2 separate regions of the Mus musculus genome follow, and region 1 is linked to region 2. Evidence: chromatin loops called from intact Hi-C (ENCODE). Cell type or tissue: left cerebral cortex. All regions are shown on one strand. Links, peaks and the distances in the headings refer to the core of each region. The heading gives the core; the rest is flanking DNA.

Region 1 (2,922 bases), core at 141-2,640, 1.1 Mb before region 2:
GAAAGGCTGGTTAAAACCGAGTGATCAGGAAAGGTCTCACTGGGCAGGAATCATTCATTACTCTGTGCTGAAGATTTAAAGAAATTCACAAGATTTGAAAGTTATTCCAATTGGAGGGAAGAGCAGTGCAATGGTTTCTACTATGTAGATAACTTATTGCATCAGTGAAATGAGAGAGAGAGAGAGAGAGAGAGAGAGAGAGAGAGAGAGAGAGAGAATAAGAGTAAACGATTGCATTAGTACTAGCTGCTTGTAAGAATAGCATAGTGCAGACCTTATCCCGTCTTTAGGTCTTGCATTCTATCGAGCCTTCTACAAGTTGTCTGAGCTACAGAAAGGCAGACTAAACGTTTTGGTTAGACATGAGCACCTAATGATCTCAGAAGCTTACATAGGCACTGCAGTGCAGTGGAAAGAACTCTCTGGCTAAAGCCAAGAATGACACAAGGTTGAGCCCATGAACAGCTAGCTGGGAGAGACTAAGGCCCTAACCATCACCAATGAACCATTTGCTGCTGATAGATTCAGGGAGAGAGGGAGGCATTGCCTTTAATCTTGAATCCACCGTTGACTTCATCAGACTCTAACTGCATATATAGCAGAAGATGGCCTAGTCAGCCATCATTGGGAAGAGAGGCCCCTTGGTATTGCAAACTTTATGCCCCAGTGCAGGGGAACACCGGGGCCAAGAAGTGGAAGTAGGTGGGTAGGGAAGCAGGGCGGGGTGGGGGGAGGGTATGGGGGACTTTCGGGATAGCATTTGAAATGTAAATGAAGAAAATATCTAATAAAAAAAATTTAAAAATCCATGGTGAATCTTACACTATTTATAAACTCATGTATAACATGTCAGTATTAACACATCAATCATAAGAAACCTTCAAACATGCAAACATCGATTAAGAAACATTAATTAGATGACTTTCACAGGGATCGAGGCTGGGATTATTTTAAGTTTTCAATTGGGGTAAACTTATGGGTTTATACAGATTTATGTTTTATAATAACATCTTCAGTGACAACCATATGTACACACGAATATGTAGGTGTTTATATCACTGTGTGTACAGTATTTAGAATGTGTGACAATAAGTATAGAAAAACAGTACATTCAGGTCTTAATGAGTAACATCCAAATACTATTGAGAAGCCAGGAAGAAAGGGAACAGAGGACTGAAGTGCCTCAGAAACAAGATTCTCCTTAACAGATCAAGATTGCCATGAAGACAGGAAACTAGCAAAACCTCACCCATTCTTCCCCAAACCTCCTTGAGAGGAAACTGGTTAATTAGGTAATAAATCCCTCAGCTTCTGCTGAAAGCCTATTCTGTGCCAGATGCTGATTGCACACCAATGAACTAGACCAACACAAAACCAAGTGGTAATGAATCAAAGAAGAAGAAGACAGAAGAGCACAGAACCAGAGAAAGCCAGAGAAAGCTAGCAAGTGGGTCTTCCTTGAGTTGAGGTATGACACAAACATATTTCGTTTTATCACATACAAATATGGGCTTACTTATACATGAAGTTATAATCCCATTTCTCAACATGTGCTAATATGGGAGCAATAATACAATAAAAGAAATAGAATGCTTCTTTTATTCTTTCATGTGATGATTTTATGTGTTTTTTGTTTTTATTTTTGTTTTTGGTTTTGGTTTTTTGTTTTGTCTCATGATTGTGCTGAGTGCTAGTGATGCAGGTGAAAAAGTCAATAACACAGGTAATTAGCTGAGGAGTGAATATACAAAGAAGCCTGGTGAATAGCCATGAGAACAGTAGAGGACTTAAAAGACTGAGAAATCTTTCTCTGAAAGGTGATGTTTAGAACCCTGAGTCCAAGGTGGGAAGCTCCAGCTTAGAAAAGGGCAAAGGAGATACATGACACAAGTGAAGAGACCAGTGCAGTGAGATTTTCAGAAGAGGGAAAACATAAAGCCATCTCTTGCCATCACTGAAGAGCGCACTGTCATAAGATGCAAATAGTCCATTTAGATGATGGCGAAGCCGTGAGAGGAAAAAAGGGTTTTAAGGATGCAGTTATGCAGCACAGAATGAAGGCTTACACACCTATAAAGGAGCTGCAAAATGACTGAGAAAGAAGAGATAGCATGATCAATTAATTGTGTTTAGATAAGTCAGCCTGTGAGTGCAAGGACAACAGATTGCAGGAGAGACAACTAATTTCCCCTTCAAGAAAGGAGGGAGCAGAGAGCAAGTGAAAGGTGAACAATGACAGGGTTTTTGTTTATCACACAAGCACAGCTACTGAAGCATCAGTCCAAAACAAAGTAGAAGGCAAGGATGGACATTTAGTTATTCTATGACATCCACATTCACATGCATTTGTGGCACGTGTCCAGCTGCACGTGCATACACGCACACACATCACTTTCTTTTAAAGGCAGAATGATGTAGAGATGGAAAAGGTTAGGGGAACCAAGGTGAAAGGTGTTTACCAGCATTGTGGATTGTTTACTGGTATTGTGCAGTGTATACAGTTATTGTGGGTTATTTATTGCCAGGCATTTGTAGTCCAGCACGTTTTCAATTCTTTATCTGAAGCTCTATCCCAATAATCCTCATTGGTATTCCAGAATCCCTTCTGGATCTTTCTTCTTGGATGACTTGATGATTCCACCATTCTAAACAATTGCAAAGAGGAATCTCAATCGTGAGTGATTTGGGCTCAGGAATCTAATGTACATGTTGTTATTTTGTTGTTGTAGATTACATTTTCACTGGTACTGTAATGAAGAAGACAAATGTACATAGAAGGAATACATTCACATTGGCACCATCATTCTCAGCAAGCAATAGATCATCAGCAGATATTAATGGAGGGGGACACATAAAAATAAAAACCAAAGAAATTGGTGATGATTTGAAAAAGTTCTGGAAAATAAGAAAAAAGGAGCTTCG
Region 2 (2,922 bases), core at 146-2,645:
CAGGGTATGTTACATATGCAACATTCTCAAATCTGTTGAGATGAGTTATTTTCTCTTTTTAGTAAAAAATGCACTGCTGAAGACCCAATATGTAGAGTGACTGTGCTTCCTTGACAAGTGCCCAAGAAAATAATTTTCTATAAAAGCAAAACTAGGGAATCAACAGACAGAAATAATTATTATCATTTGTTAGACATTAGGGTTGGCTTTTTATCACTGGAGAGATAGTTTCTAGAAGACTAGAGTTGTGGCAATGTGGCACTGCTATTCTGACCCTACCCATCTTACCTCTATAAGTGAGAAACTGCCTGCTTGCTGTGCAAATAACAACATAAGCAAAGTGCTTGAACCAGTAGCTGACTGACAGAAAGGTCTCAATAACTGCCTCCCTCCCCCTCTCCCTCCCCCTCTCCCTCTCCCTCCCCCTCCTCCTCCCTCTCTCCTCTCCCTCTCCTTCTCCCTCTCCTTCTTCCTCTCCAGGTGTGTGTGTGTGTGTGTGTGTGGTGCGTGTGGAGGTCAGAAATCATGTTTGAGGTGTTGGTTCCCTCCTTCTACCATGTGGGGTCTGAGAATGGACTCTGATTGTTAGACTTGTCAGCAAGGGGTCTTACTTAACCTTCTCTTCATTCCTAGTGATGCACTTTTTATTAAAAAGAGAATAAGCCAGGCGTGGTGGCGCACGCTTTTAATCCCAGCACTCGGGAGGCAGAGGCAGATTTCTGAGTTCGAGGCCAGCCTGGTCTACAAAGTGAGTTCCAGGACAGCCAGGGCTACACAGAGAAACCCTGTCTCGAAAAACCAAAAAAAAAAAAAAAAAAAAAAAAAAAAAGAGAGAGAGAGAGAGAGAATAGCCCATCTCTACAGATTTGAGTTAAAATGTTGTTGGTTTTCTGATTAAATTTTTAATAGTTAATGTGTAAGTGAATTGTGTGTGTGTGTGTGTGTGTGTGTGTGTGTGTGTACAGAGATGTTAGAGCTACTAGGTCAACAATCCACTCCACATTTTACAAAGAGAACTGTGAGCTAGAAAAGTGAGCCTGTGTGTGTGGTGGGCAATTTGGTCACAAAAGCAGTCATGGACCTTCTGCAGATGTCCAATCGCCTGCTGTCCTCTAGTGGTAGAGGCAGGGAAAAACCTCATCTATACCAATTTTAAAAAAAAAGATTTTCAGAGACAGAGCTCACGTGAGTCAATCTTATTGGTCTTTATAGATTGGACTCCAAAGTTAAAACTCCTCCCTATGCTTGTTATCTATGTGTGTTTTAGCTTAAGTTCTTTTCATACAACTCATATAGCACACGTTCCTATTTGGGGGAAATGTATTTACAAAGTTTTTCTGTTTTTGACTAATCTCTATATTGGTCTAAAACTAAAATATTAGTTATGGGTTTATAATACCTTATCAACTGTGCTTATCTACTTAGGCTTACTTATATATATAATAGAAGGAGCATATACTATCACAGCGTGTGATAGGGATGAACAGCAGGGAGAAAGAGGGAAGGGAGGGAATGAGAGAGGGAGGGAGAAAAGAAAGGAAAACAGGAAAGAAGGAAGGAAGGCAAGCGGGCAGGCAAGGAGAGAGGAATTAAATCTAACCAGAGGTTACGTATGACCTGGAATGCCTCCTTTTCCACAGAACCATGGGGAACAAATGACAACAGATTTACCAATCAATCACAGTGACAGTGTAAAATATATTTTAAAATATGCATACACCATCTACATTTTCCCTAGCACTTACTAATACACATTTTCTAGTTAAATCTACATGCTATTCTACATCCTATTAAAGATATAAAACTATCACAAGGGTTTTTACACTATTATTTTAAAGATACTATAGTATATTTCACATAGTGACATCAATGAATTTCTTAGATAGAGCTGCTGAGTCAAAGGGTTTTATGTGTATTTAAGTATAAAAGGCACTGTTTTTGTACTGTGTACCTACAGGAACTTGAGCACCCCATTTCCCCTACTAAGAGTGAAGAAATTTGGAATTGTTTCCAAATTAAGAGGGTGAAGATTATCTTACAGTGTTAATGTTGGTTTTCTTTAAAGGTTATTTGGACCTTTTTGGGCTAATATCCACTTATCAGTGAGTGCATACCATGTGTGTTCTTTTGCAATTGGGTTACCTCCCTCAGGATGATTTTTTTTTTTTTTTGCTTAAGAATTTCATGAATACATCGTTTTTAATAGCTGAGTAGTACTCTATTGTGTAAATGTACCACATTTTCTGTATCCATTCCTCTGTTGAGGGACATCTGGGTTCTTTCCAGCTTCTCGCTATTATAAATAAGGCTGCTATGAACATAGTGGAGCATGTGTCCTTATTACATGTTGGAGCATCTTCTGGGTATATGTCCAGGAGTGGTATAGCTGGGTCCTCGGGTAGTACTATGTCCAATTTTCTGAGGACCCACCAAACTGATTTCCAGAGTGGTTGTACCAGTTTGCAATTCCACCAGCAATGGAGAAGTGGTCCTCTTTCTCCACATCCTCATCATCATCTGTTGTCACCTGAGTTTTTGATTTTAACCATTCTGACCAGTGTGAGGTGGAATCTCAGGGTTATTTTGATTTGCATTTCTCTGGATGTTGGACATTTTTGTTGTTGTTGTTGTTGTTGAAGGTTAATTTACTTCTCTTTTTTTCCATTTTTTATTAGGTATTTAGCTCATTTACATTTCCAATGCTATACCAAAAGTCCCCCATACCCACCCACCCCCACTCCCCTACCCAACCACTCCCCCTTTTTGGCCCTGGCGTTCCCCTGTACTGGGGCATATAAAGTTTGCAAGTCCAATGGGCCTCTCTTTCCAGTGATGGCTGACTAGGCCATCTTTTGATACATATGCAGCTTGAGTCAAGAGCTCCGGGGTACTGGTTAGTTCATAATGTTGTTCCACCTATAG

What was found. Hi-C counts contacts between places; a loop is a spot of excess contacts. Peaks named below come from ENCODE experiments on the same cell type or tissue, not always from the same donor. Only the 100,000 strongest peaks of a DNase experiment are listed, where the experiment ranks them.
Region 1: a loop joins it to region 2, with 5 times the contacts of the local background. A loop is called at or near these places in 15 of 42 quality-filtered maps.

Annotation. Positions count from the first base shown.
Region 1 is chr3:125,851,640-125,854,561 of GRCm38, forward strand. No RefSeq gene overlaps it. Among named protein-coding and RNA genes, the nearest start is that of Gm40145, 46 kb to the right of the region's middle. In left cerebral cortex, for the core only: no CTCF peak of the experiment used is centred there; no DNase peak of the experiment used is centred there.
Region 2 is chr3:126,902,615-126,905,536 of GRCm38, forward strand. No RefSeq gene overlaps it. Among named protein-coding and RNA genes, the nearest start is that of Gm25501, 100 kb to the right of the region's middle. In left cerebral cortex, for the core only: a CTCF peak has its summit at 1,124 (motif pointing left); a DNase peak (open chromatin) is centred at 1,093.